3 separate regions of the Homo sapiens genome follow, and all the other regions are linked to region 2. A link is a loop called in an ENCODE intact Hi-C map of the cell type or tissue named here. Cell type or tissue: HCT116. All regions are shown on one strand. Links, peaks and the distances in the headings refer to the core of each region. The heading gives the core; the rest is flanking DNA.

Evidence for each region. A loop is a pair of places that touch in the nucleus more often than their neighbours do. Peaks named below come from ENCODE experiments on the same cell type or tissue, not always from the same donor. Only the 100,000 strongest peaks of a DNase experiment are listed, where the experiment ranks them.
Region 1: a loop joins it to region 2, with 2.0 times the contacts of the local background. A loop is called at or near these places in 1 of 110 quality-filtered maps.
Region 3: a loop joins it to region 2, with 3 times the contacts of the local background. A loop is called at or near these places in 1 of 110 quality-filtered maps.

Annotation. Positions count from the first base shown.
Region 1 is chr17:16,599,590-16,610,198 of GRCh38, forward strand. No RefSeq gene overlaps it. Among named protein-coding and RNA genes, the nearest start is that of ZNF287, 36 kb to the left of the region's middle. In HCT116, for the core only: no CTCF peak of the experiment used is centred there; no DNase peak of the experiment used is centred there.
Region 2 is chr17:16,550,840-16,561,098 of GRCh38, forward strand. ZNF287 (zinc finger protein 287) reads right to left here. Exons shown (of 6, transcript NM_020653.4): 6 at 1-2,587. The coding sequence ends at 1,017. Among named protein-coding and RNA genes, the nearest start is that of ZNF287, 13 kb to the right of the region's middle. In HCT116, for the core only: no CTCF peak of the experiment used is centred there; a DNase peak (open chromatin) is centred at 1,024.
Region 3 is chr17:16,641,713-16,652,321 of GRCh38, forward strand. ZNF624 (zinc finger protein 624) reads right to left here. Exons shown (of 6, transcript NM_020787.4): 2 at 7,946-8,034; 3 at 5,617-5,682. The coding sequence starts at 8,032. Among named protein-coding and RNA genes, the nearest start is that of ZNF624, 6.8 kb to the right of the region's middle. In HCT116, for the core only: no CTCF peak of the experiment used is centred there; no DNase peak of the experiment used is centred there.

The DNA of each region.
Region 1 (10,609 bases), core at 4,093-6,592, 53 kb after region 2:
CAGGTATTCTGTTACAAGCAACAGAAAACAGACTAAGACAGCCGAACTACTAAGCACCCAGAATGCTCTGACATCATGGGCCAGCGTGTGTGGCTAGGGGAACCCAGGCACACATTTGAACAGAGTCCAAAGGGACAGAGGATAAAAGATAAAAGGGGTGGGACTCTGAGTTGGAGACAGCCCTGGGGCTGGGCTGACTGACCCCGCTTCATCAAGAGGGCAGGTTCTTGTTGCCTGGAAACTGATTTTAGGGCAACACAGGGTTTTCCCCCTTTGCCAGCAGGTCACTGCAAGATGAGCTCATAAATAAAGGCTGAAGATCACAACCGTCGCTGGGTTTCTGAATATCAAGCATGTAGATCTCAGGAACCATCAGATCACCATCTCAGTAGGTTCTTTTCTTAACATCCAGGGAAGTCTTAAAGCCCCTTGGTGCAAAGCAAGTGCATTTATTGATTCATAAAAACGTGCAGATCAGTACTTTTCAAGAAAGGAACATTTTGAGGAGGAGCCCCTTTTATGGGGTTATCTGTGTTGTCATGCTGTGCAGTAACTCATCCACCTGGGGTGAGGGTGGTGGCAGAGTGGAGGAAGTCACTACTGTTATCAGGGACTCGACTTGGGATCCACTTGATCCTGACTGTGTTGGGGAGAGCCTTGACCTCTGACCTCCCAGGCGGGGTTGGAGGATTCTGGTGAACTAATTCTGTGTAAAACCCTTGCAGGCCTGCCCCCGCCCTTTCCCAAAGTGCCTGACTGTGGGAGAGACTCTTCCTACATCCAAGGAGTGCTGTCCCCTCCCAAAAGGGAGTGTCCACCATCCGTGCTGCAGGCTTTCCCCTCTACAGTAGAATTTGTGCCCTGGGCTGCCCCTCTCCTCTCAGTTGGCCTTTCTGCTTGTGTGGACTCACAAAGAGTGCAGGAAGCAGGACAGGGCCCACCAGGTGTGTTGCAGGGGGGCAGCCTTGCTCTGCGCTCCACCCAGCGTCATGTTCACCACCAGGCGTCTGGGGGTTTCGGTTTCTTCTGGCTCACAGGGGTCATACGAGGACCGCAGGCTGCTGTTCATTGGATTTGGCAGGAATGTTATCACCCTGGGCTTTGGGGAAACCTCTTCTGCCAGCCCCCTGCGGTTGTGCTTTGGCTTCCTGATCTTGCCAGGCCTGCTCCACGCCCACGGCTTTACATCTTTGCCACCAACAGCTTGGCACAACTATGCAATGACTACCACCATGAGATGCTGAATCACCTCTTTGTAAGGCACTTCCTGAGGGCCCAGCTGGGGAAGGGTGGGCAGTGCGATCCCATGGGCGTCCTCAAGTCCTCCCACCCTAGGTTCTGCTCCCAGCCCCGGGTTCCGGGTTCTTCTCATTGGAAGTTGGTCTTCTGCTGCCCTTGTTATGAGGCCAGTCAAGGGAGGAGTCTCGGTTCTCCAATTATAGGTGCCTTCTCCTGACCTCCAGTTTCTGAGGGCCTGGACCCATCTTTGGCAAGTCCCAGGGCAATCAGAGCAGTTCAGACCTTTCCAAAAGAGCACTCAGCAGCGCCTGATCCTTGCTGAGCATCGTGGAGAATGGAGGAGTGTGGTAGCGAGCTGAGGACCTGAGTTGCTCTGGGGACTTGGTAACTGTCCCATCTCCTCTTTGAGCCTCTGGGGTATGGCGGCCGATTGAGAGTCTTCCATCTCTCTGGCTGACTGCCTCTCTCTGTCTCCATGGAAGAATCACGCCGACCTTGTTGAAACCATCATCCAGGTGCTCTGGAGGCAGCGCCTGCCTGGACCAGAGCAAGTTCAGCCGTGAGCCCAGCCTCTGTGGCTCCCTGCTTGGGATCCAAGTGCTTCCACACTGCATCCCTGGTGGTCAAGGTCAAGGTGAGGGTGTTCCTGGACTTGGGGGAGGGGACTGAGAGGGAAGGCCAAGGGAGCACTGAGACTCAGCAGTGTGCCCCATTTAGAGGCAACTAGGGGAAGGGCGGTGAAGTGCAATGATCCGGTGCTGGGCTGGACAGAAGTGTGTGCCCAGCGACAAGGCACTTCTCTGTGAGCTCCAGCTTCTGCCTCTGGGGGGTGGGAGACGGAAGCAAGGTGTGTTGTGCTGAGCGCACACAGATCATGTATGGGGTTAGAGAGGGTTTTTGAAAGATTTTCCTTCTTTTGTTTTTGTGAATTGAGGGACTCAATTCAGGAGGAGATGCTGAAAGAAATGATGGCATGGTATTCAGTACTAAGAAGAAATGAGTTATTACAAAGACATGGAAACACATGGAGAGACCCTAAATGCCTATTAGTAAGTTATAGGAGCCAATGGAAAAAAAGCTACATACGGTATGACTCCAACTACGGGACATTCTGGAGAAGGCAAAATTATGGAGACAGTAAAAAGATCAGTGGTAGCTAGGGGTTGGGGGAGGGAGAGATGAACAAGGACAGCACAGGGGTTTTTAGGGCTGTGGAACTACTCTGTGAGATACTATATTGGTGAATACATGTTACACATTTATTCAAACCCATAGAATGTACAACACTAAGAATGAACCATCATGTAAACTATGGAGCCACCATGCCCCGCCCTTAATAATTTTTAAGTGTAAAGTTTTGTGGCATTAAGTATATTTACATGGTTGTGCAACCATCAACATCATCCATCTCCAGAATTTTTTAATCTTCCTCAACCAAAACTCTACCATTAAAAATAACATCTCATTCCTCCCTACTTACAGTCTCTGGAAACAACCATTATACTTCCTGCCTATGAACTTCAGTAGCCTAGAAACTTCTTATAAGTGGAATCATACAATATTTGCCCTTTTGTGACTGGCTTATTTTACTTAGCATGATGTCTTCAAGGTTAATTCATGTTGTAGCACATGTCAGAATTTCCTTCCTTTTTAAAGCCAAATAATATTTCATTGTATGTATATAACACATTTTGTTTATTCATTTATCCATTGATGGACACTTGGATTGCTTCCACCTTTTGGCTGTTATGATAATGCTGCTATAAACACTGGTGTACAAATATCTGTTCAAATCCCTGCTTTCAGTTCTATTGATTATATACTCAGAAGTGGAATTGCTATTTCATGTCATATTTCTAGGTTAAATTTTTTTGAGGAATCACTATATTATTTAAAAAAGCAACTACGTCAGTTAGCACCTTACTTCTGCAAGAATGGCCATAATTAAAAAGTCAAAAACAACAGATGTAGGCCTAAATGTAGTGAAAAGAGAACGCTTATACGTTGCCAGTGGGAATGTAAATTAGTACAACCTCTATGGAAAACAGTATGGAGATTTTTTAAAGAACTAAAAGTAGATCTACCATTTGATCCCACAATCCCACTACTGGGTATCTGCCCAAAGGAAAAGAAGTCATTATATCAAAAAGACACCTACACGTGTATGTTTATTGCAGCAAAATTCACAATTGCAAAGATAGGGAACCAACCTAAGTGCCCATCGGCCAGTGAGTAGATAAAGAATACATGGTATATATACACCATGGAATACAACTCAGCCATAAAAAGAACAAAATTTTCTGTTTTCTTTTAAAAATAATAGCCACTCTAATGAGTGTAAAGTGGTTTCTCATTGTGGTTTTGATTTGAATTTCCCTAATGACTAAGAATGTTGAGGATCTTTTCATGTGCTTATTGACCATTTATCTGTGTATCCTCTTTGAAAAATGTTTATTCGTGTCCATTGAATAATTAATTTATAACTTATTATTTCATTAATTAATGTAATGAAATTAGTTTTGAACTGACATTAATTTATAATCGACAGGTAAAAGTTATATATGTTTATGGTATACAACATGATATTTTGATATAAGTATACACTGTGGAATGACTAAATCAAGCTAATTAACATATGCATCATCTCACCTTTTTTTTTTTTTTGAGACAGAGTTTCGCTCTTGTTGCCCAGGCTGGAGTGCAATGGCGCGATCTCGGCTCACTGCAACCTCTGCCTCCTGGGTTCAAGCGATTCTCCTGTCTCAGCCTCCCAAGTAGCTGGGATTACAGGTGCATGCCACCACTCCCGGCTAATTTTTGTATTTTTAGTAGAGATGGGGTTTCCTCATATTGGTCAGGCTGCTCTTGAACTCCCGACTTTAGGTGATCTGCCCACCTTGGCCTCCCAAAGTGCTGGGATTAAAGGTGTGAGCCACCACGCCTGGCCTACATACTTATATTTTTTGTGTGTGGTGATAACACTTAAAATCTCTTAGCAATTTTCAAACATACAACATATTAACTATAGTCACTATGATGTACAATACACCTAAACGTATTCCTCCTAATTGAAATTTGTACCCTTTGACCAATATCTCCCCAACTCTCCCACACCCAGTCTCTGGTAATATAAGTTCAACTTTTTCAGATTCCACATATAAGTGAGATCATGTGGTACCATGTGATATTTGTCTTTCTGTGCCTGGCTTATTTCACTTAACATAGTGCCCTCCAGGTTCATCCACGTTGTTTCAGACAACAGCATTTCATTCTTTTTAAAGGCTGAATATTACTCTATCATGTATATATACCACATTTGCTTTATCCATTCATCCATTGATGGATAAAGCTTTGATTGTTTCCATATCTTGGCTAATGTGGAAAATGCTACAATGAACATGGAAGAGCAGATATCTTTAGGAAGTAGAGATGTCATTTCCTTTGGGTATATACCCAGAAGTGAGGTTGTTGGATCATATGGTAGTTCTACTTTTAATTTTTTGAGGAAACTCTATACTGTTTTCCATAATGGTTGTACTAATTTACACTCCCACCAATGGCGTACAAGGATTCCCCTTTCTCCACATCCCAGCCAACACTTATCTTTTGTCTTTTTGATAATAGCTATTCCAACAGGTGTAAGATAACATCTCATTGTGATTTAAATTTACATTTCTCTGATGATTAGTGATGTTGAACATTTTTTCATATGTTAGTCATTTGTAGACTTTTGAGAAATGTGTAATCAATTCCTTTCCTCGTTTTTTGATCAAGTTGTTTATTTTCTAACTATTGAGTTGTTCACGGTCTTTATATATAGGTTGTCTCTTCACTCTGTTGATTATTTTCTTGGCTATGCAGAAACTTTTTAGCATAATATAATTCACTGGTTTATTTTTGTTCTTCTTGCTTGTGCTTCCAGAGTCATACACAAAAAATCAATGTCTGGAACAATGTCATGAAGCTTTTCCCCAATGTTTTTTTCTAGGAATTTTATGGTTTTGGGTCTTATGTTTAAGTCTTCAGTCCATTTTGAGTTGATTTTTGTGTATGTTGTAAGATAAAGGTCCAATTTTATTCTTCTTCATGTGGATATCCAGTTTCTCCAGCACAATTCACAGAAGATACTGCTTTTTCCTCATTGTGTGTTCTTGGCACCTTTGTTGAAAATCACTTCACTGTAAATATGTGGACTTATTTCTGGGCAGTCTATTCTGTTCCATGAGTCTGTATGTTTTTATGCCAGTACCATGCTGTTTTTATTACTATAGCTCTGTAGATTTTTAAACCAGGCAATGTGATGCCTCTAGATTTGTTCTTTTTGCTCAAGATGGCTTTGGCTATTCAGGGTGTTTTGTAGTTCCATATGAATTTCAGGAGTTTTTTTTTCCATTTCTGTGAAAAATGACATAGAAATTTTGATAGGAATTGCGCTGAATCTGTAGATTGTGTTGGTAGTATGGACATTTTAACAATATTAATTCTTATAATCCATGAACACAGTATATCTTTGCATTTATTTGTGTCTTCTTCAATTTCTTCCATCAATGTTTGATAGTTTTCAGTGTACAGATCCTTGGTTAAATTTACTCCTTTTTTGTAGCTATTGTCAATAGGATTGTTTTCTTGATTTCTTTTTCAGATAGTTGTTAGTGTATAAAAACACTACTGATTTTCAAATGGTGATTTTGTATCTTGCAACTTTACTGAATTTATTTTGTTTATGAGTTCTAATAGTTTTTTGGTGGAGTTTATAGTGTTTTCATGTCCTTCACAGAGAGAATATAACTTTTTCTTTTCCTCTTTGGATGTCTTTTATTTCTTTCTCTTGCTTAATTGCTCTGGCTAGGACATCCTGTACACAAATATTCATGGAAGCTTAATTAATAATGACCCCCAAACTGGAAACAGGTAGGTTCCCAAATGCACTTTTAACAGAATAACATTTTTCATACTTTTGTTAATGTTTTTTCACTTACCATTATACATGGATAATTAAATATTCTTCCATAGCATAATTGATAATGGCTTGATGGCCATTCTATGGATTCTAATAGTTTATTCAATCAAGGCCTTGGTTTTAATCATTAAAGTTTTTTTCCTCTCATTTTGACTATTAAAATAATTATGTCTCATCTGGCTGTTTACAAACAGGAATCTCCTGTTTTTAGTCAATAAATAAAATATTTAGAAGCGGCACTGAAATCCCATGGGTTTTATATACACCCCAGGAAGGGATAGACTGGTGGAGCAAAGCTTGGGTTTGAAAAGCTCCAGTGGAGGAAGTCCCCAGGCCCAGACTCAGGCCATGCCAGAAGAAAGGAGAAGTTTTGTCTGAAGCTGTGCTTGGTAACACTCCCCACCCTCCCACCCACCTGATATTCTCACGCCTCTGCCTTGTCAAGACATGAATGAGGCCCAGTTTGTGCCCAGGTCATTTTGCGCTTTGCCATATGCTGTGTGGAAGCTGCAGAGTGGCCATTGTGGTGCTGGTCAAGAAGGGAGTGCCAGAAGATTGACCTTTGTCCCTAAAGAGAACACCTGGCTGAGTCCAGGGCCTGGTTCGAATCCAGTTCCAGGGAGCAGGGAAGGTACTGAGCCAGTCTCTTCCACTGAGTGCATTCCAAGGGTGTTAATGGAGAGTCTTAAGGGATCAGACACATGCACCCTGGGGATCCTCTGTTGCTTTTGTACCAGCTCATAGAGTCCTAGTAGCCTCTGTGAGCTGAAAAAGCCTATTTATCGCCTTGGAATCAGCACTCCTGCCAACAAGGGTTAATCGAGATGGGAAGGGAAAGAATGTGCAGCATTATGTGACTGTAGTTTGTTATGGTATTGGTGGAGTGAAATTGTGAGAAGGCATGGGAAATGTATTTGGAGTCTTATAAAATCTTTATAACTCTGAGTCAGGTTGGATCTGGGTCATTACCGAATTCCTGTGATGTAGGGAAAATCATGTCACCAGTTACATCTGCTGAGATTCTGCCAGTCAAGTGGTCTCTGCCTCCCAATATTAAATGTCCTTGTCATCTTGTTATGCTATATTAGCAGGGAGAGGCTACTGAGGCTGTCTTGGGAATGACTGAGCCTCTTTGCTGTTTCCAGTCTTGTAGCTTCAACAGAACATGCCATCCATGCTGACCTTATTGAACAAGTCAATCTCATCCAGAGGTGTAGTAGGTGGTGGCCCAGGAAGGAAATCTGAGAGGTTTCGAGAGTATCTCTCCAGTTCTCCAAGACTTTCTCACACCCCAAATCCCCGTGTCTGAAATCCTGCTAGGATTAGATTCCTTTGGCCCATGAAGGAGTTTTTCTTCTCTGCAAGGCTCCTATGGATGTGAAAGTGGTGATCTCACTGTCACCATTCATCGTAGAGGAGTTTAAGAACCATGAGAATTCCAAGATATCCTGCAGAATTTCCAGGAGCAAGCTCTTGGGAAATTGGACAGAGCTAGCCCCAGGCAGGGCATTTTCTCACCACTTTTCTCTGTGCTACTCCGGTTTTACTGGTCACATATCTGCAGTGGACACAGAGTTCCCAGAGAGTGTGGAAGGCATCAAGGACCACAAGTCTGTGGGCTGGATCCAGCTTCAGCCTGATTTATACTCTAACTTCTTTCCCTCTGACTTGTAACGCTCCGAGCACTGGCCACACAGAAAAGCTACCAGGAGGGAGATAGCAGCTTTTCCCTCAGAAAACATGAGTCCAGAATCTGCCCAGAAGGTGTTTCTCACCATAGGAAAAGAATAGTGATCCTGCTACGCTGATCCTCCGCTCACATTTCCAGATAGACCTGGATTGTCCTGGGACTCCCACAGCCTGGGGAATTGGAGCATCAGGATTTTCCTGGCGATAATATGGCCATAAGGGACAGAGTAGTTCACTGCTCCTGTGAAAAGATTAGGAGAAACTCCTGGTGCAGATGGGATGACAGAGTTTGAAAGTTTTGAATCCTGCTTACCTCAGTTATTATGAGGTAAAAGCTCATTTTCTTCTAGGGATTTTATATGGAAAGAATAGGCCTCCTTCTCTGATTTCTATGGGATGCAAAAATTCTCAAATACAGAGAAGGCAATGTCAAAATTGTAAGGATGTGATTGCCCAAGGCAGGCAACAGATGCAGGAGCAGGACGCACTCCCACATGCAGCTGCTGAGTGTGCAAAGCTTTTCAGAAGGCTTTGGGCATGTGAATTAAAAAGCCTTATCAATATGTGTTACTTTGCCTAAGAAATTCCATTTTTTTATGATCCCATGGAAACAATTAAGGTTGTTTGCAAAGACTTTCCTGCAGGGTTATCGAAATTGTATTTATAATAGTGAAAAATTAGAAGCAATTTTAGCTCTTGGTTCCATAAATAAAGTCTATATTTTCGAGGTATGACAGGTGGGGAAGGACACTCAGGTTGGGTTCCCCAGAAAGTTGTGAGATGGAGATTTGTATGGAGGCTTTCATATCACAACCTGCAGAATAGAAGAGAAGAAAGTGGGATTGGGTAGAGGGAGAAGTTAGGCTGCTATGCAGTCTCAGTAAGGGTGCCAGTTGACCCCAGGAAGAGCTGCAGAACTGAGACAGCCCTTCAAAATTACCCCAACTTTGAGTGGAAGGGCCAGAACTTTGCCCCTATGTCAACTAGTCATTGGCTGTGGCTGTCCCAGGAACGACGTGTGTTCCAGGGCGACGGGATGCCCTTCAGCTGAGGGCTGTCTGCAAGCCATACTCCCAGCAGCTGGAGAACAAATTCCTCAGTTCTGAAAGGGGGTCGTGGGTGGCACCACCTGACAGCCACTGCAGGCCACACCTTCCACCACTTGGATTCACTTCTTCATATAAGTTTTAGGAGAAACAACTCTAGGATCCTGGTGGGTCTCTTTTTCCAGGAAGAAACTTGTAAGAGGCCAAGGGATGGACTGCAGCCACCGTCCCCACTGCAGTTGGTCTTAACCCTGCAGTTGACAGTGATTGCTGCTGTCCTCTGCTGTCCATTCCAGGTGCCCCTCAACCTCCACTGGCACCTCTGCTGGTCTTGGTGGCTTCCCAGTGGCATGATCCAGACATTCATCCCTGAGCCCCTGGTCACCATGTGCCTCTCAGGCTATGGCTACTGCACTTATCTATTTACTATGAAAATGGGGCAAGGTAGTACAGGGAGCTTTCCAGTATTAAAGTGCATTACCTGGGTGCCAAACATATTTCTCCCTTCCCCCACTGTGATTAACACTGTGTGTTAATCGCCCTACTTCCTTCTAATCATCAGGATCAAATACCCCTGTCGGGATGGTGACTCCTCTGCTTGCTGGCTGGCTCCTTGGCAGCAGCTGTAGTTTACAGCTCAAAAGAACGCTTGATGTGTTTCCCAAGGGAATTGTTTCGACCTCTAAAGCTACAGAACGGAGGTTCGTGGGATAGGGAAGCACATAACCGTCAGCTGGGTGGCTGGAAGTGATGGTGAGCAAGGACTCTCCTGTTCCCACTCCTTGGTTCCCAGGCTGTAGATGCTGCTTATAGGAACACAACCATATAAAGGCACAGGTGTCCCTTGACTTACGATGCAGTTACATTCCAATAAACCTGCCTTAAGTAGAAAATAAGTCAAAAATACATTTAGTACCCCAATAAACCATCATAAAGTCAAAAAATTGTGAGTCAAACCATCATTAGTTGGGGACCATCTGTAGTCGATCAGCGTGATCTACTGGTATTCTAACCATCTGCTAAAATAAGACTTAGCTCTATTTAGAGGAACATAAGTCAGGAACATCTATAATTTTTTCAAGTATAATGTTTGCCATCAAATGAAATATTAGAAGTCATGCAGGGGAAAAGAAAGCATCAATTGGCCAGATAGCAACAGACCCAGAAGCAATTCATCTATTGCAGTTAACACTCAAGGATTTTTAAATAAATATTATTTAAAATAAATAATATATTCAAAAGAGAAAAAAGAATGAAGAATTTTAGCAAATAAATAGAATCCATATAAAAAGAAGACTAAGATTCCAGAAATAAAACATCTGAGTAAAATGAATAATTCAAAATATGGTTTTAATAGATTAAAAACAGGATAATAACAGAAATACAGGTAAGTGGAAAGTATCCAGGTTGATGCAGATAGATAGAGAAGAATGGGAGATACAGAAAACCGTAAGAGCCATCTGGAACATGGTGAAAAGTCCTAAGCTATCTGTAACTGGAAACCTAGAATTAGAGAGAGAGAAAACGAGGTAAAGCAATATTTGAAGAAACCTGGGTGAGAATTTCCCCACACTGATGAAAGACATCATAACACAGTCTCAAAAAGCTCTACAAACCCCAAGTATGATTCAAAAGCAAAGAAAACCCCTGCACACCCAGGCACATTGCAGTAAAA
Region 2 (10,259 bases), core at 32-2,531:
CTGTATACTTTATACCTACTTTTTTCCTTCAGGATGACCTTGAATGTCAAAACCTAGTGAAATCAAGGCTAATGTGTATTGAAAATTCATTTAAGCTTGAGGCATTTAATTTTTGCCTGTTTAACTAAATCTCTACACATCTAATGTTATATACACATTAGTTTCTATCATAACATATCTTTCATTAAGCTTCTCTTTAATATTTCCATATCTGAGGGAAGGTGTAACCAGTGGTCACATAGAAATCTTTAAGATACTTCCAACTGTTTTTTTTTCAAACCTACTGGCTCCATATGGCAGTTATGGCATAACAGGAGAAGGGGAAGTAAAACAGGGAAGGGAGTCCTTTACATATTTTAAGGCTTCAAAGCTGGGAATAAAAGGCCTGAAAGCAGCTTACTCTTTTCTGTAATTTTAAGATCACTCTCTAGTGTGAAATCTCTATTTGATGGACACCTTCCTAAGTTACACTCATAAGGCCTCATTAGGATGTACAGTTGACCCTTGAACAACACATTTGAACTGTACAGATCCATTTATACTGGAATTTTTTTTTTCAACTGAACAGAGTTTGAAAGCACATTATTCAGGGATGGGAAACCTGCATAGATGTAGGGCTTTTCATATACACAGGTTCCACCAGGCTGACCGTGCAACTTGAGTATGGGTAGATTTTCGTATACATGGGTGGTCCTGGAACCAATCCCCCGAGTATACCAAAGGATAAGTGTACTTGAAATAGAGAGTTGATGAGTTATGTTTTTGAATACCCTTCACAGGGTTTCTTTCTGTAATGAATTAAAATCATATCAAATTAAGGTTAAGAAGTCAAGTTTCCTTCTTAAATTTCACATTAAATCTAAATAGGTTATATCCATACCACTACTTCTGATACTTCTGCTGAGTATCTAACATATTGCACTTCTTCAGACTTCTTCTGAATGTTCTGACACATAGAATGCACAAAACAAAATTGAAACAAAGTTGTAAAACCGAATTGAAGTTTCCCTTATCCATTAATTACGATGTTTGGCACCTGTATGAACACGTTGATGCTGAATAAGGTTTGTACTCTGGGTGAAGGTTTTACCACATATACGACATGCATAGGGTTTCTCTCCTGTGTGAATTCTCTGGTGTTGAATAAGGCATGTTCTCTGGCTAAAATCCTTATCACATTCATTACATTTATAGGGTCTCTCTCCAGTATGAGTTCTCTGATGTTGATTAAGTGATGAGGAATAAATGAAAGCTTTCCCACATTCATTACATTTATAGGGTTTTTCTCCAGTATGAATCCTTTGATGCTGAGTAAGATTTGCGCCTTGTCTATATGCTTTCCCACATATATTGCATTTAAAGGGTTTTTCTCCATTATGAATCCTCTGATGTTGAGTAAGGTGCACACTCTGGCTGAATGCTTTCCCACACACACTGCATTTATATGGTTTCTCTCCAGTATGTGTTCTATGATGTTGAGTAAGATTTGCACTCTGGCTGAAGGCTTTCCCACATATATTACATATATAGGATTTCTCTCCAGTGTGAGTGGTTTGATGTTGAATAAGGGTTGAGGAATGAGCAAAGGCTTTTCCACATTCATTACATTTATAACACTTCTCTCCAGAATGAATTCTCTGATGTCGAATAAGGTAAGTACTCTGACTAAACACTTTCCAACATTCATTGCATTTATATGGTTTCTTCCCAGTATGTATTTTTTGATGCTGAAGAAGGTGTGTACTCTGACTGAAAGTCTTCCCACATTCATTGCATATATAAGGTTTTTCTCCAGTATGAACTCTCTGATGATTAATCAGTGATGAACTATGACTGAAGGTTTTACCACATTCCAAGCATTTATATGGTTTCTCTCCAGTATGTGTCCTTTGATGGATGGTAAGGTGTGCACGCTGACTGAAGTCTTTCCCACAGTCATCACACTTATAGGGTTTCTCTCCAGTATGAATTCTCTGATGTATAGTAAGGTGTGCACGCTGGCTGAAGGCTTTACCACACTGGTGGCATTCATATGGTTTTTCTCCAGTGTGCATTCTCTGATGTGCAATAAGGGATGAGATATGCCTAAACTCTTTCCCACATTCTTCACATTCATACGATTTCTCTTTGGCATGGGTACTTTGGTGTTTCAGGAGGGATGGGTATTTCCTAAATTTTTTCCCACACACATTACACTTGTAAGGCTTCTCTCCAGGAAGTATTTTCCTATGTACAATACCATATGAGACATGATTGAAGGTTGCCCTGCCTTCATTATACACAGAAGTTTTATTATCTAATTGGGTATCAAACTGTACAATTAGGTTTGAATGCTTTTCAAAATTATTTCTATATATATCATATTTACTAAGACATTCTTCTGTAGGATCATATTCTTGTGAAAGGACTGACTTCAAACTGAAACCTCTTTCATCAGTGTGAATTTTCCAGAAGCCACCTTTTCCTCGCCTCTCTAGTCTATCATCGTAGTCATATGAGTCTTCTAATTTGATGGTATGGGTTTCTTCCTTTGTGAGTTTAGACATATCCTCCACTGGAGTACATGCTTGGGCTTTAGTTTCCCATTCTGAAATAAAAAATATATTAAAAAATCTTCATTTATTTGGAGAAAGGAAACTGCCAAAATAGAAACAAAAGAATAAACATAGATAAAATGCCCAAAGACAACAGCTCTGAAAACCTCATCATCATGGTCTTTAAAACTTGGGAAAGGAGACAAAGAGGGCAAAAAAAGGGAGACTAAGTTGTTGAAAACAGACAGGTTCTTCATATTCAACATGGACACAGAGGGAATAAAACAGATTAAGTCAGGTGACAGAGCTAAGAGAAGTCAAAACAGTGATAACACTGTGTGGGATAACTTGGGATGGCCTCATGGATTAATTTATGTAATGTGTTCATAAAGTAGACATGCTGACTCTCATCACTCTCTCTTCCAATCTGCTCCACACAATCCCACATAATATTCCTAAAGCAATTTCACTGAGTGCTTTCTATGCTCAAATATCTCTAGTAAATCTCCCATGGCCTAAAACAATGGTTCTCAAGGCAGTCCTCCCAATAGCAGCATAAGCATCACTATCATCTAGAAATGTGTTAACATTATTGGGTCTCACCTGGACATACTGAATCAGAAACTCTGGCAGTAGAGCTGAGTAATCTGTTTTATTAAACCCAGCAGTTTTGCTACATACCAAAGTTTAAGGACTAGTGGCTTAAAGTATAAAAGTTAAAAAGTTTAAAATACCTCCACTTGGCACTCAGTCCCAAAATAATTCAGCCCTTTCTATTCTATTGTCTCCTACTACAACTCATGTTCAGCTTAATTTAGTTATCCACTACTTTTTTTTTTTTTTTTTTGAGACAGACTCTGTGCCATCTTGGCTCACTGCAACCTCTGCCTCCCAGGTTCAAGTGATTCTTGTGCCTCAGACTCCCGAGTAACTGGGATTACAGGCAGGAACCACCATGCCCAGCTAATATTTCTATTTTTAATAGAGACATGGTTTCACCATGTTGGCCAGGCTGGCCTCAAACTCCTGGCCTCAGGTGATCCGCCTGCCTCAGCCTCTCAAAGTGTTAGGGTTACAGATATGAGCCGCCACACCTGGCCTAAAGTTATCCACTACTTCTTCATAATCTTCTCTAGATGCCATGCTAATCCTAGACTCTAGGCCTTCTTTTACGATGCCTTCTCCACCTATTAAAAAAGATGTTTATAGTCCAGCTCATATTTCTCTCTACAATGCTTCTTTGAATTTAAAATACAGATTAGAGGCCAAGCTCTGTGGCTTACTCCTGTAATCCCAGCACTTTGGGAGGCCAAGGTGGGTGGATCACTTCAGGTCAGGAGTTTGAGAGCAGCCTGGCCATCATGGCAAAACGCTGTCTCTACTAAAAATATAAAAATTTAGACAGATGTGGTGGTGTGCACCTGTAGTCCCAGCTACCTGGGAGGCTGAGGCATGAGAATTGCTTGAACCCAGTAGGCGGAGGTTGCAGTGAGCCATGATCGCCCCACTGCACTCTAGCCTGGATGACAGAGCAAGATCCTGTCTCCAAAAAAATAAAATAAAACACAGATTAGGTTGAATTATGTAGGAAATTGCCTTTTTTTATAGGTCAAAATGGCTGAATGTCAGCAACCTTATATGGTTCAACCCAATATAGTATTGGGCTCATGACAGAATTTGGCTTTATATGAGTACAGTCATGGATTTCTTAACAATGAGGATACGTTCTGAGAAATGTGGTGTTGGTCGACTTCATCATTGTGTGAGCATCATAGAGTATACTTATATGAACCTAGATGATATATATGTATATATATTTTTTTCCTTTTTTAAATATGGAAAGCTAAATGTACCAGCACTATTACTGATATCAATCACTTCCCCTACTTGATCTGCAATACAAATATTAAGTGCTTATGCATCAGGCTTCTATATATGCTCCATTGTTGTCTTATGGGACCACTGTCATACATGCAGTTTGTTGTTGACCAAAACATCATTATGCAGCACATGACTGTAATTCACAATTCTGTACATTTCTTATATTTCCAACCTAGATGCAAATTCTGGAAATAGCTTATCCTTCTTTCACATTTCGTTTAGAAAATGGCCCAAGACTCTGGATATGGTGGCGACTCAACTGAAATGGTAAAATAAATGACATTAACATTTAAAAAGGAGAACTCAGATGAAAGCATACACAGATGTGCATGCATACACATAACCAAACACACACACACACACACACACACACACACACACACACACCCCAAACCAAACCAAAAAGGTTGACCCTCAATCTAACCTGGCTGTAATAAGGCAGCCAAATATGTATTTGTTGGTGCCTATTATTACGTTTCTCGTATAATTACTTAACACAAAATTTAAGTTACAACCTCTTTCTCCTTTGAAACCAGGTGGGAAACATATAACTTGCAAATATCAAGAATTACATAATGTAATTTAATCAAATATGGAATTTATAATATAGCAAAAATGGTACTAAATACTTCAGAAACTTTCTAAGAGGCAGATCATAGTATAATACCTTTACAAATATATCCATTCAATTGAGTAATATGCAGTAATTGAAAATGACAGCTACATCATCAGTAAGAGACTAGTTATTAATAGAATAAGGGATAACAGAATATTGATAACTGATAGGTAGGTCTAGTTTAAGGACTAGTGGCAGGACACATTAAGTGAAAAAAAAAGCAGGTGTATAAAAAAATGTAGAGCAAGATCCTAGCTGTGTAAAGATATGCTATTTGTGTTACAGACAGACACAGACACACACACACACACACACACACACAAAATCTAAGGGGAGAAGGTCCTGGTCATGACTGAGGGGAGAGGGACACTTAATATTTGCTTCCTTGTACTCCTTGAATTTACAAATTACTTTTTTTACTTTTATTCAAATACAAAATCACAGTTTACCTAAGAAAATGTTTAGGAGTAATGTTAAATGAAAAAAGAGTATCATAACAAGCATGAAAACACATCAGAAGTGGAAAAAGATTACCAAAATGCTAATAATGATATTATAAGTTTTCTGGTTTCTAATTTTCAGTAAATTTGCTATATTACTTTTGTTGCTATTTAGTACTAGTAAGTAGTTATATTCCACTCCAGTAGGTGTAGCAAAATAAAAAGTAATAAAAAAGAAAAATAGAAAATAGTTATATTACTTTTATGAAAGAAAAAAATTTATAAACCAACTTTCTCAAGCTAGGATTTGTTATTCCCCTCCCCAGAAGAAAATGAGAATGTGGATGGACTATACAAGTAGGTGTGTATATACACAAAAAAGAGATGAGATGATACCAGAAGTTGAGTTCAACTTCTATGCAATCAGTATCAGTCTATGACAGATTGTACATACAACTGAAAAGTACTAAAGTTATAATTAACAAACTTAAAGTGACAAGGCTGAATAGTGATCATGAATAAATTGCTACTATAAAAGCACTTTTTTTTTTTTTGAGATGGAGTTTCGCTTTTGTTGCCCAGGCTGGAGTGCAATGGCGCGATCTCGGCTCACCACAACGTCTGCCTCCCAAGTTCAAGCGATTCTCTTGCCTCAGCCTCCCGAGTAGCTGAGATTACAGGCATGTGCCACCACGCCTGGCTAATTTTGTATTTTTAGTAGAGACAGGGTTTCTCCATGTTGGTCAGGCTGGTCTCGAACTCCTGACCTCAGGTGATCGCCCGCCTCAGCCTCCCAAAGTGCTGAGATTACAGGCATGAGCTACTGCACCCGACCGATAAACGCACATTTTAAACAAATTAGTTTACTAAAACTTCTGAAACAGATCATTAAGCAGGGTTTAAATATGTGTTTATCACTAAAACCAGAAAGGATTGGTTAGAAGTGTTATCTGTTGGTTAATAAGGACAAACAGTGGTATAATATTTCTAAACAGAGGAGATTAATGTTGACTCAGGTAATCAAGGAAAGCTTCAGTGGAGGAAGTGTGATTTGAATTGAACCTCAAAGAATGGCAAAGTACTGTATAAAGAACAATAAACCATAAAATATAATAAAGAACTATAAAAGATCTGAGACAGTAATGGCCATCAAACCAATACTACTATTCTGTTTGTTAATTACCAAAGTTTCCATTTCCTGAAGTGTGACTAACCTACTTCCTGAAGTACCCTAACCAAAGGTAGATTCAACTTACTATATCTCTGAGCTGGCAAGAAAGCAAAATCCTCACAGGCCAAAAATTAAGTACAAGCAGGAAGGCAAGAAGTCAGTAATAGTTGAAGTTGACTGCCTGAGACAGCTCCTCAATCATGTTTGATGACCTTAAACTTCCATTTTGAGGGTACAAGGGACTCTGGGGCTAGAAGACAAAGGCTGGGGCCCAGCCAAGGAGAGGAGGCTGACAGGAGTCCCTTGAACAGAGGACTACACACTATGTAAGAACAGGCTAGGCTAGAAAAACAAAACCCCAAAACCTCACCTCTAAAAGATGAAAAAAGGAACTGTCTTTCTCAGTCTTGGTGCTCTTTGGAGGGAGAAAAATCCCCCCTCTCCAAATGCATAACTATACATTGCCCTTTCTTGAGTATTCAGAGCCCAAATTTGTGCTCTCTGATGATCTAAAAAACTCCTCATGTTGAGAAGTTAAAGTGACTTCAGACTGCAAGTATCTCCCAGAAGACTATCCTGGCTCTAATCCAGGCTTATTTCCATTACACTATGTATGTTTTCTCAGTGCCTAGAGTGTGCAGAATTTGTTCCCCAGAGAATTTAGTGTGCTGTAGGTGTATTTTGTATTTTGCCAACTAAGGCATATAAGGCCATAAATTATAGAGAAGAATTAGCTTTTAAAGTTTATGACCCTTAAAATACCTAATGACCAAAGTTAGTTTTTTAAAAAAGTGAAACAATTCACTCTAAGGTAGCATATCTTTTTTTTTTTCTTTGAGACAGTCTTACTCTGTCACCCAGTGGGAGTGCAGTGGTGTGATCTTGGCTCACTGCAGCCTTGCTCTCCCGGGATCAAGTTATCCTCTCACTTCAGCCTCCCTGGTAGCTGGGACTACAGTCATGCATCACCACAACCAGTTAATTAAAAAAAATTTTTTTAGTAGAGACAGGTCTCACTATGTTGCCCAGGGTGGTCTCAAATTCCTGAGTTCAAGTGATCTGCCTGCCTCAGCCTCTCAAAGTGCTGGGGTTACAGGTGTGAGCCACTGTGCCTGGCCATATCATATTTGTCATTATTGTTTAATTCATTGTTGTATACTAGCATCCATATTGGTGGACATACAAGAAGTCAGTGTCTTAGATTTAAAAAATGGAATGTCTGGGTGCTATGGCTCACACCTGTAGTCTCAGCACTGGAGGCCAAGGCAGGTGGATCACTTGAGCCCAGAAATTGAGACCAGTCTGGGAAACATGGCAAGACCCTGCCTCTGCAAAAAATACAAAAATTATCTGGGCGTGGTGGCACACACCTGTAGTCCTACCTACTCAGGAGGCTGAGGAGGAAGGATCACTTGAATGCAGGAGATGGAGGTTGCAGTGAGCCATGATCACACCATTGCACTCCAGCTTGGGTGACAGAGTGAGACTCTGTCTCAACAACAGCAATAAAATAAAATAAAATAATAAAATAAAATAAAAAATGGAATAAAAGCAAGATGCAAGAATATACATAGTATACTTCTTTCATATACAAAAGAAGATAATATATTAATAATTTATTTTTGCAAAGAGAAACATGGGAAGGATACATCAGAAACCAATGATCATGGTTACCTATAGGGAGTAGGTGGGAAGAGAGCAGAAGGAAAGGAAATGTATACCTTTCTATATAGTTTTTGAGTTCTCAGCCATGTTACTGTTTTTGCATACTCAAAAATGTAAATTAAAAATAATTTTAAAAAGCAAAAAAACACTATCCTTAGTGGTATATATTCTAAGGACAAAAAGGACTTCAAAGAAATCTTGAACTTTCTAGACTGTTTGTTATACTAATGTGAATGTGAAACTATTTTTGTGTGTAACATATGATATAGCAAATAAGTAAATATACTGATGTTGTTGGAAACCAGGTTATTCACTGTATAAGAAAGGAGATACAAAATGGAATATGGGAATATAAAAAATGGAATATCCTTGTGGTGTCAGATTTGAATTGGAGTTTAAGTATGAACTCCTGACTTAAAAGAACTAACACACACACACACACACACACACACACACACTTCCTAGCTCTATCCACTGAACAGAAGCAATGATACCCATAAACAGTGAATACGCTTATGGCCCAGATCTTGGTTTCTAAGTACCATTCCCTACTAAAATGAATCAGGGTTCCTTAGAGAAATCCCAAGTCTAAGGTGAGCATAAGGTGAGCCTAAAGAACATCTGGCTGTGCCAGAAAGCAAGGAAATGGTTGAAGACAAATTGGGACATGTCAAAAAGATGCTGGACTTTTGTTTGATGCTAGAGTGCCCAAATTTGGGACAATTGAGCATCAAAAACACAAAATAAAATGTAAAAACTGGAATTAATGGACTGATAATAAATACATACACATCCATATATATATATATATTTTTCTTTTTTCTGAGATGGAGTCTTTCTCTGTTGCCCAGGCTGGAGTGCAGTGGCACAACCTTGGCTCACTGCAATCTCCACCTCCCGAGTTCAAGCGATTCTTCTGCCTCAGCCTCCCAAGTAGCTAGGACTACAGGCACGTGCCACCACACCCAGCTAATTTTTGTATTATTATTATTTTTAGTAGAGACAGGGTTTTACCATGTTGGACAGGCTGGTCTCAAACTCCCGACCTCAAGTGATCCACCTACCTTGGCCTCCTAAAGTGCTGGGATTACAGGAGTAAGCCACCATGCCTGGCCGACTAATAATATATTGAATTTTTAAAATTTCCATTAGTCAACAGTGGTGTATATATATATATATATATATATGGGGTGGGGGAGGGAGAGCTCTTCTTTTTTTTTTGAGGTGGAGTCTAGCTCTGTTGCCCAGGCTGGAGTGCAGTGGCACAATCTTGGCTCACTGCAACCCCCGCCTCCCGGGTTCAAGTGATTCTCCTGCCTCAGCCTCCCGAGTAGCTGGGATTACAGGCACCCACCACCACGCCCAGCTAATTTTTGTATTTTCAGTAGAGACAGAGTTTCACTGTGTTGGCCAGGCTGGTCTTGAACTCCTGACTTCGTGATCCGCCCACCTTGGCCTCCCAAAGTGCTGGGATTACAAGCGCGAGCCACCGTACCCGGCTGAAAGGGCTATTCTTTAATGAAGAATGGTATTAATCATTTAGAAAAGATGACTGCATTAGAAAATCACCATTTTGGCTGGGCGTGGTGGCTCACACCTGTAATCCCAGCACTTTGGGAGGCCGAGGCGGGTGGATCACAAGGTCAGGAGATTGAGACCATCTTGGTTAACATGGTGAAACCCCGTCTCTACTAAAAATACAAAAAATTAGCTGGGTGTAGTGGCGGGTGCCTGTCGTCCCAGCTACTTGGGAGGCTGAGGCAGGAGAATGGCGTGAACGTGGAAGGTGGAGCTTGTAGTGAGCCAAGGTCCCCCCACTGCACTCCAACCTGAGCAACAGACCGAGACTCCGTCTCAAAAAAAAAAGAAAGAAAATCACCATTTTGCAGCTGGGCACGGTGGCTCACGCCTGTAATCTCAGCACTTTGGGAGGCCAAGGCGGGTGGATCACC
Region 3 (10,609 bases), core at 4,608-7,107, 95 kb after region 2:
CTATACAGTTAATGTTATCTTGCATATAAAACCCTAATAAATCCACATATACACAAACAATTTAGTTCTATTAGAATAACCTAGTTCAGCAAGGTTCAGGATACAAGATCTATATGTGTGTGTTTAAGTCAATTATCTGTATACACTATCAATAACTATTTCAAAAGGAAATTAAGAAAAAATTCATTTATAATAGCAAAAATAAGAAAACACAGGAATGAAGTTTTAACAAAAGATGTGTAAAACATGCACACTGAAAACTATAAAACTACAAAACTGAAAGAAACTAAAGAATACATAAATAAATGGGAGGACAATCGATGTTCAAGTATGGAAGACTTAATCTTGCGAATATAGCATTACTCTCCAAATTGATCAACAGATTCAACATAAGACTTATAAAAATTCCATCTGGCTTTTTTTTTCCTGAAATGGAAAAGCTGATCCTAAAATTCATTTGGAAGTGAATTTGTTTTTTTAAAACAATACTGAAAAAGAAGAAAGGTGAGGCACTCATACCTCCTAATTTCAAAACGTACTTCAAAGGTATTTCCAAAACTTAGTTCAAAGCTACAGTGCTCAAGACAGTATGGTACTGACATTAGGATAGACATTTACATCAATGGAATAGAACTGACAGTCTAGGAATAAATCCCTACATTAATGGTCAGTTGATTTTTAATAAGGGTACTAAGACAATGAGTAGAGAATAGTCTTTTCAACAAACAGTGCTGAGACAACTGAATATTCACATGCCAAAGAATGAAGCTGAATCTCTACCTCAGACCATAAACAAAACTTAACTCAAAATGGACTATAGACCTAAATGTAAGAACTAAACTATAAAACTGTTAGAAGGAAAGACAGAGGAACATCTTCATGACCTCCGATTTGGTAATGAATTATTAGATATGACACCAAAAGCACACTAGACAAAAGACAAGAAGAGATCATTAGGACTTCATTAAAATTAAAAACTTCTGTGCTTCAAAGGACATCATCAAAAACTCAAAAAGCCAACCGAAGAATGTAAGAAAATATTTACAAACCATTTATCTGAAAAGGGATTTGTATTTAGAACATATAAAGAACCCTTACAAGTCAAACATAAAAGGACAAATAACCCAATAAAAAATGGGCAAAGGACTTGAATAGATATTTCTCCAAAGGAGATATACAAGTGGCCAATAAGTATGCTCAAGAGAAGATGCTGGAAGTTCTTAGTAATTAGGGAAATAAAGTCTCTAAGATACAGTAAGCTACCACTTCACACCCAATAAGATGTGTATAATCAAAAAAGCCAGACAATATCAAGCGTTGTTGAAGAAGTAGAGCAACTGCAACACTCATACGTTGCTGGTGGGAATGTAATATGGGGCAGCTGCTTTGTAAAACAATCTGACAGTTCTCCAAATGGTTTAACATAGAATTATCATATGATCCAGCAAAATTCCAACCCTAGGTATATACCAAGAGAAATGAAAACACATGCTCACACAAAAACGTATACACAAATGTATTAGCATCATTATTAATTGCCCCAAAGTGGAAACAACTCAAATACTCATCAACTGACAAACGGATAAGTGATATGGATAAGCTATATCCATACAACTGGAATATTATTTGGCCATAAAAAGGAATAAAGTACTGACACATGCTACAACACACATAAACCTTGAAAATATTATGCTAAAATGAAAGCAGTCACCAAGGACAACATATTATATCATTTCATTTATATGAAATGTCCAGAATAGGCAAATCTATACAGATGAAAAGATTAGTGGTTGTCAGAGGCTGTAAGGAGGGGGAATGGAGAGTACTGCTAGTGGGTATGGGGTTTCTTTTTCAGGGTGATGGAATGTTCTGTAATTCCATACAGTGATGGTTACAAACTCTGTGAATATATTTAAAAACCACTGAAATGTATACTTTATGAATTTTATGATATATTAATTACATCTTAGTAAAGTGTCATTAAAAATACTGCCAGAAGGACAATCTTTTTCTTCCCTCCCAGGGGAAAATCAGGTAAATAAATAATCATAAAAAATCAAAGGTTTGTGTTGTGTGAAGAACGAATGAAAAATTGATTGTAGAATGTAGAAGTGTGAGTTAACTTTGAAACATAAAACTGCTGCGACAGTTTGGATGCCTTCCCCCAAAACCTCATGTTCAAAACTGATCCCCATGTTGGAGATGGGGCCTAATGGGAGGTGTTTGTGTCATGGGGCTGGATCCCTCATGAATGCCTTGGTGCCATCCTCATGGTAATGAGTGAGTTCTCCCTCTATTATTAGTAGTTCCCATGAAAGCTGGCTGTTAAAAAGAGCATGGCCCCTCCCCTCTCCCTCTCTTGCTATGTAGTCTCTATACACACTGTCTCTCTTTCCTTTTCACTGTGAATGGAAGCAGCCTGAGGCCCTCACAAGATGCAGATACTGGCAGTATGCTTCTTGTACAAACTGCAGAACTGTGAGCCAAATAAACCCCTTTTCTTTATAAATTACCCACTCTTGGGTATGCCTTTATATGGCAACAAACACACTAAAACAACTTCTAAGAATGTTGAGGGCATTTTGATCTTGTGAAAGTAAATTCACTTAAGTATCCTTTATTCAGAAACTGAACTTTGTCAAACTGAAGAAACTATTACTATAACTAAAGTTTTATTTTTATTGCAAAAAGTTCCTAGGGAGCTAAAAGAGTACCCATTTATTTCAAATTTCACCATCCCAGACCAACTCTATTCATAATTTAGACAAATAAAATTGGAAACCTAATATATAATACCCAAAAATTGTTGATTCTAAGATAATACACTGATGCATACAATGGAAACCAGAAATCATAAGCCTCATATTCTCTACCTCAAAGACACTGGGCAAATAACATTAAGCCAGACTGATGTAAAAGTTTCTTTTTGATAGAGTTCGAGAAAGTAAAAATTAGCTTATACTGAGAAAGTAAAATTCTGCCCTTCCACACCTCAAGCTAGAATAGAGATACAGATAAAACCAACTGACAAGTTAACGGCAAACAATATTTCTTCTAAAGTCATTCTGCAGCTGTAAAATGTCATAATTACCCGTTTTGAGCAACTACTGCTTTCTTACTCATTAGACACCTCATCTTTTAAAGTCATAGACTGTCAGAAATTGTGTAGTCTGAAATCACATCAGAAAGAATGAAAGTGACTTTGATGCTGAGAAGCAGTTATTTGCAACCCAGATGCAGACTTTCACATGAGGGGTTTCTGAATATGTCATTTTACATTTAACTTTGTATTTTCCAAGGAAATAGGACTCCAGATCCATTATGCAGTCTGGACATGGTATTGACTCTTTTATACAGAGCCTATTTTGCTGTAAGCCTATCACATCCCTGATCTCATTAAAATTTCATCAGAATTCCCTCCTTCGTCAAGATTATATAATAACCCAGCTGGGTGCCATGGCTCATGCCTGTAATCCCAGCACTTTGGGAGGCTGAGGTGGGCAGATCACTTGAGTTCAGGAGTTGAAGACCAGTCTGGCCAACACGGTGAAACCCCGTACACTAAAAATACAAAAATTAGCCGGACATGGTGGTGGGTGCCTAGTCCCGGTTACTGGGAGGCTTTTAAAGGCTTATTATCTCCTCTTCATCTTGAGGCTATGCTTATCTAGTTGTTTGTTGTTGGTAAATTAAGTTGTTTACCAAAAGTTACAACATATATACTGGCACTATGATACTCAGAAAATATCAAGACTCTTTGTCTTGATGTGTTCCTTTTGGTCTGATTATAATAATCATGCAATAAGAGTTCTTCATCAATCTTCTATAGTTTCTTTGTTAGACGTTTGTACTAAAAAACATGTACCTGTAAAATAAAAGACATTTAGCACTGAAATTTCTTCTTTTAAAGGACTACGCTACAAAAAAAAAAAAAACAAAACACTAATTGAAAATGTCAGCCGGGCGCAGTGGCTCATGCCTGTAATCCCAGCATTTTGGGAGGCTGAGGCAGGCAGGTCACCTGAGGTCAGGAGTTCAAGACCAGTCTGACTGACATGGTAAAACCCCATCTATACTGAAAATACAAAAATTAGCCGCCCGTGGTAGTAGGTCCCTGTAATCCCGGCTACTCGGGAGGCTGAGGCAGGAGAATCGCTTGTACCCGGGAGGCAGAGGTTGCAGTGAGCCAAGATTGTGCCACTGTGCCTGGGTGACAGAGCGAGACTCCATCTCAAAAAAAAAAAAAAAAAAAAGAAAATGTCAGCAATAGTTATAAGAAAATCAAGCAAATACAAAACCAATTAAATTAAATTAATAACTTATTGATAGTTATTATCAAATCACTGGTTCTATTAAAAGTAAAATTAAACTAAGCTATGTTTAGTATGTATAATAAAAAGGATGCAGAATTTAGGGAAGAGCCAGACAGAATTAATCTTCTACCAGGGACTCCCTTTGTCAGAACAAAAATAAACCATATGAATTGTACACCATGTCAAAAAGTATGGCATTTTCTAAGGTTTATGGTTCAAAGTCTAAAACTATGAATATTTCTACTCTAAGTTTTTAAGAATCTAAGCTATCGTATGTTAAAAAGAATTTAAAAAATCATTTCAAAAATACTATGTATAAAACTGAATCTCAGAATGTATTTTCTCATAGAAGCAAAAGTAAAAACCACATTTTACAAAAAACATCTCTGGAATAAAACCAACTTTCAAAGGATAATTTTAAAAAACTTAAAAACATAATTCTTCTAAAAGCATAGTGAATACTTGCCAAAGATTTACATAAGTCATTAATGAGGGATCAGAAGCTTGACAAGACAGGTTTAAAGGAGATGCAAGAAACCGATGTACAGATAGTGGAAAAAAGAATGCTGGAATAAGACTGCAAAATTGGATACAAACCTGGTTAATGTCCTACAGGACAGTAATACCATAACTTTGGGGATTATCTTTTATCCTAGCAAAAATAATTGCAATGTTTCAATCTTCTACAAGTTAATATCTAACTTTTAGGATCTAAATATTAATTAATAGTAAATGGTAAGTCAAACAACATAACCCTCCCCTGCTATGTCAGATAACCCTTAGACAGGCTTGTTAAGACAATGGTCTAATATGACTCTGAAATGGCCTACATTTATCTTTTATTTATTTCTAAGTTTTGGATAATTTTTCTTATCACAACAAATTTCTGATTTTTATTTTTTCTGGAAAAATGAAGTGGATTCACTACTCACATATAAGAAATCCTGAAGAAATAAAATATCTAAACCAATTTAAACTCATCTTAACACTATTTCCACAATGTTGATGTACTCTTGGTATTTTTTAATGGCACAGTATTGGGTCTTACAATGCAGCACAAGCTTCAGACTACGTAATGATAGGATATTTTACCATTAGTAATCACGATGTGACTATCTGGCTAGATTACGGCTGCCACCTCTGAGAGAAATGAAATCTGTTAAATTGATGCCACCAGCCCTGGGGCTACCACACCAATCAAATAATCATTGTGAACTTGCAATTAACTGGGAACATTGAGAATCAGAGGCAGTAAAATAGGCATTTTCTCTGTATTCATTATATGTACAACAGTAGGTATTACCTTTACCAATTGTGTTTCTTCTGCCTGAAGGTGAAGATCTTCATCTGGCTGGGTAACTTCAGGGCTCTGATGGGATACAGGATAAGATCATTCAGTGATAGGCTGCCTATGACTTACAGCAGAGCCTCAACAAGCACCACCAATCCACTGTGGATGCAGTGTATACAGGATGACCTCACCTACTGTTTTACTTAGGGCTGAAATCAAAGTCCCATTGTAACATGCAATCATAATCTTTCACTTTGTTTGGGACAATGACAAACACACGTAAGATTGAAAAAGATATAACTGCTTTTAAAAAAGAACCTATCAAAACAAAAATAAACTTATAATAAAGTGCCTTCAGACACTACATAATTCTACTTTTTCATATTGGGATGAAATCTATTTCTCAGAAAGTATCTATCTTGCTCAAGAATAACACTCAAAACCTACTAACACTATCTGTTTTCTACAATTGAAAAATCATTACAGTGTTTGGTGGGGGGATGTGGCTCAACAGTCACTCAGGAAATATTTCAGCAACCTCTCATAACATTGTTTTCTTCCAAAACTTAGAAACTGTATCTCCATGAGGGCCTTATTTATTTATTTATTTTTATTTTTATTTTTTATTTTTTTTGAGACAGAGTCTTACTCTGTCGCTGCCCAGGCTGGAGTGCAGTGGGGCGATCTTGGCTCACTGCAACCTCTGCCTCCCAGGTTCAAGTGATTCTCCTGTCTCAGCCTCCTGAGTAGCTGGGACTATAGGCACACACCACCATGTCCGGCTAATTTTTTGTACTCTTTTTTTTTTGTGGAGACAGAGTTTCACCATGTTGCCCAGGCTGGTCTTGAACTCCTGGGCTCAGATAATCTGCCCACCTCAGCCTCCCAAAGTGCTAGGATTGCAGGCATGAGCCACTGCGCCCAGCCCATGAGGGCCTGATTTTATGAATGCAATGAAATTTTACTTTACCTTCTAGTTGTAGTTATCCATTTCAGATGCTGTGCCATTTAAAAAAATTATGGATAATAAAACTACATAAAGATCACTATGAAAAAATGTTATGCTAACTCTCCCTCAACAACATCTTGTCTAAAAATGCACAAATATTCAGATTCCAGAAAATTAATGATGATGTGAATCTTCTATCTCTGATAGAGACGGGTTGATCCCGTGATACACGATTAGACAAATATGGTTATACCTGGTGATCAAGGGCAACATTTTGGTTTTATTTATCTTTTCAAGGGTATTTTAAAGGACTATTTACATGTTACATATTCTGGCTACAAAGAATAAAAGACCACAATCACGGGTTATTACAGATCATTACTATAACAAATTATATTTGTTGGTATTCTCTTTCTTCTGAATCTATTTTAAAGTCACTGCTAAAACACAGCTTTTATCACATTAATAATAATCCCAAGGACACTCAAACACACACACACACACATTTAAATGTCTTCAGGGAAACATTAAAAGATTCATCTTAAATATCTAACTTCCAGCCCTATCTGTCACAACTTTCCAACTTGAATCACAAGCTCACCCACTGTTCTCTGCCTCTGAAGCCTTGCCCTTAAACCCGTTTCTCACCTGAACTATCTTCATAAATACTTTATGACAATTAAAATCTCACTTGTAATTCAGTACCAGCTTAAATCTAACTATCCTTATGAACTTTCTATGACCAGTTTAGCCCACACTATCATCCCATTTCTTTCTTTACATAGCACTCATCTTTATCATACCGATAAGCAACTACTGTTCACCCAAATAATGTAATTATTACTTTTGTACATTTTACCTCAATGAAACTGTAAATTCCCTAGAGCCAAGCACTGTCTTAAACATATTCTCTCAATGTAATCTATTAAATCTAATCACTTCTTAATGAGTAGAAAAGAGATCACTGAGAGTGGCACAAGGGGAATGGTTCCTGTGAATCAGGGCTGGGGTATGTGTTTGTGTACATATATTTTCCCCATAATTTCCTATATAAAATTTTCCAATTGAAAAATATTCCATTTTGCTGTCCCACAAATAACTAAAATTTCCTGGGAACAATACAAATTTAATATCAAAATTAAAGATGCCTGTCATAACTAACGACAGCTCAGATATTTTTTGAAAGATCATGTGTCCTGATATTTGGTTAAGTAAGTATAGTGAATCGTCCCATAGTTTACTACCCTTACTGTGAACCCAATTTTCATGGGTCTATTTAGTTGAGTTCCCAGAAGGGGTGTCGGGGGAAGTAGAGAAGTCGCAAGCCTTCAGGCAAAGTAAACATGCTCTCAAACCAAGATAGTAGGTCAAAAACAGGGAATCCCAACTTACCAGGCGTCCAACTGAGAAAAACACAGCAGCCATAATCTCTCCCTCTGGTTTCCCCTCTCTGGAAAGAGTGGAGTCTTGCAAAGACATACCTAAGGAAGAGAAATAAGCCATGGAAACCAATCCTGCCTGGGGAATTTCAGACTCACCAAGTTGGAATCCTGACATACAAGTGAGCATGACCTCCCTAAGGAAGCACAAGAGTAACCCTTAAGATCAGTGAGGGACAAAGACCCTTGCTCCGGCAGAGCTCAAGATTTTAGCACTGTTAACTATAGTCACAACTAACAGGCTAGCCATTGTACAAGGAGGTTTTAAAATACTTTCTCATTTTATTTTCACATCAACCTAGTAGGAATAATATTCCCATTCCATAGATGAGGAAACTGAACCTAAAAAAATTAAAGTACCCAAGGCCATGCAGATACATGACCCCAAATCAATCTAATTCCAAAGCCCATACCTTTTCCACTGAATCAACATGCTGTGTGAAGTACGAAAAAAAATACTTCAGTCTTTCTTTGCCACAATCACTTACTCATCTAACAATTAAATATTCTAAGAATCTCCTTTTCTTGCCTTTCCCACGAAGAGTCTATTTCCTAACATTTTCAGAGATCTGTTTCATGTAAAGAGAACACTACGACTTCAAAATTTAAATGATATTGGAAATCTTGATTTACCCCTCCGAATCTGATATTCAAATAGATCTTTATCCTTTCTATATCAGGCAAACTTAAACAAAAAGGAAGCAGGTATAATAATAATAATAATAATAATAATAGAAGAGACATGAAATTCAGTGCACAAAGCATTAAGCTATAGTCTTTTTATATTGAAAAAAAAGTATATACCTAATAAAAGTTTTATCCTATGGAGCAACAGGGTGGCAGAGATCTTTTCCAGGGATGCTTGGGCCCTGCTTTTCTACCTTTGGCTAATGATATGTATGGCCTTGCTGAGGCTGAGTTTGGTTCAAGAACCAGGAGTGCCTGATGTAGGATATCAAACAGTACAGATTGTCAATATAAATTCTTCTAGGATGGTAATACTAGCCTCATGAATCTTTATTCATGAGGGCAGTGACATAATAAGTATTAAGTTTTTGTACAAAAAGTGTTATAAGCAATTATATGGTCCTGCAAGTAGGGCCTTTGTTATGCTTAAACATGTGGAATCTGCTCCTTCCCTGAATGTGCACCTTGCTTCTCATAACGTTCAGTAGCTTTGCTCAATAAACATAGCAGAACTTAATCTAACCTTACAGTGTCTAACAATCAGAAGCTCATCTGAAAAGATACTTGAAGTACTTAACCATTATTCTCTGAAAAACAAGAATATATAAAGCAAGGTTATCAAGAATGCAAAGAATATTAGAGATATAAAAATTAACTAGATATGGGTATACTGAAACATATACTGTCAGATTAATGTATTAACTCAAGGAGGAGACCAGGGTTAGTTAAATCAAGAAAATATGTAAATATCTTGGCTGGGCATGGTGGCTCATACCTGTAATCCCAGCACTTTGGGAGGCCGAGGCGGGCAGAGCACCTGAGGTCAGGAGTTTGAGACCAGCCTGGCTGACACGGTGAAACCCTGACTCTACTAAAAAATACAAAATGATCAGCCAGGTGTGGTGGTGCACGCCTGTAGTCCCAGCTACTCGGGAGGCTGAGGCACTAGAATTGCTTGAACTTGGGAGGTGGAGGTTGCAGTGAGCAGAGATTGTGTCACTGCACTCCTGCCTGGGCGACACAGCGAGACTCCATCTCAAAAAAAAAAAAAAAAAGTGAGTATCTTAAAAATGTAGAGTGACCTGTTTCATGACACTGGGGCTTTCCTAGGCACAATGAAAAGGTTTTGGTGGAAGAGAAACAATGAGAAGTTGAGGGAGGAAAGCGGTACAGTGTGGAGATAAAAGAGGTAAAGAAAGAATAGTCTGAGGGGATTCCTGTATTGAAGCCTCAAGGTAACCAGTAAGTGGTTTTGCCTTATGCCAGTGTTTCTCTAGATTTTTCTGTCATAGAGCCTTTTGCAAATCTAATGAAAATTATGACTCCTCTCCTGTTTTCTAATGAAAACGCCACATGTATAACTAGAGGGGTCTCAAATCTGAGAATGCAAAAAACTCACTGGATATGCTTATTAAAAAGGAAATTATTTGGCCCCATCCAAGATCAAAATCAGGATCTCTAGATGTGAGGCACAGAAATATACAGCTTGAACAAGTACACCTTAAGAAATATTTAGTTTAATATAATGTTAACATGTTAATTATATAATGTTAAATTATATAATGTTTTAGTTTTAGTGTAATATTTTAAGAAATATTGCCTGTTACACAATAGGGATTCTGAAGGGTGAAGGAGTGGGAGGGGGGTGGAGAATAAGGAATTACTTAATGGGTATAATGTACGTTATTCTAGGGACAGATACCCTGAAAGCCCTGATCTCACCACTACACAATCTATGCATACCAGTAAATCTTAATTTTTGGGGGGGTACGGACCCATCTGAGAATCTGACCTTGTCCACAAAATAATGCACATGCATATATGATGTTGCATATTACTTCAGAGAGCTTGAAAACTGACTCTCCCTCCCAAGCCCATACACTGACCCCCAAGTTTTACAAGGTTGCAAAGAAAAAAAATGAGCCAAGAA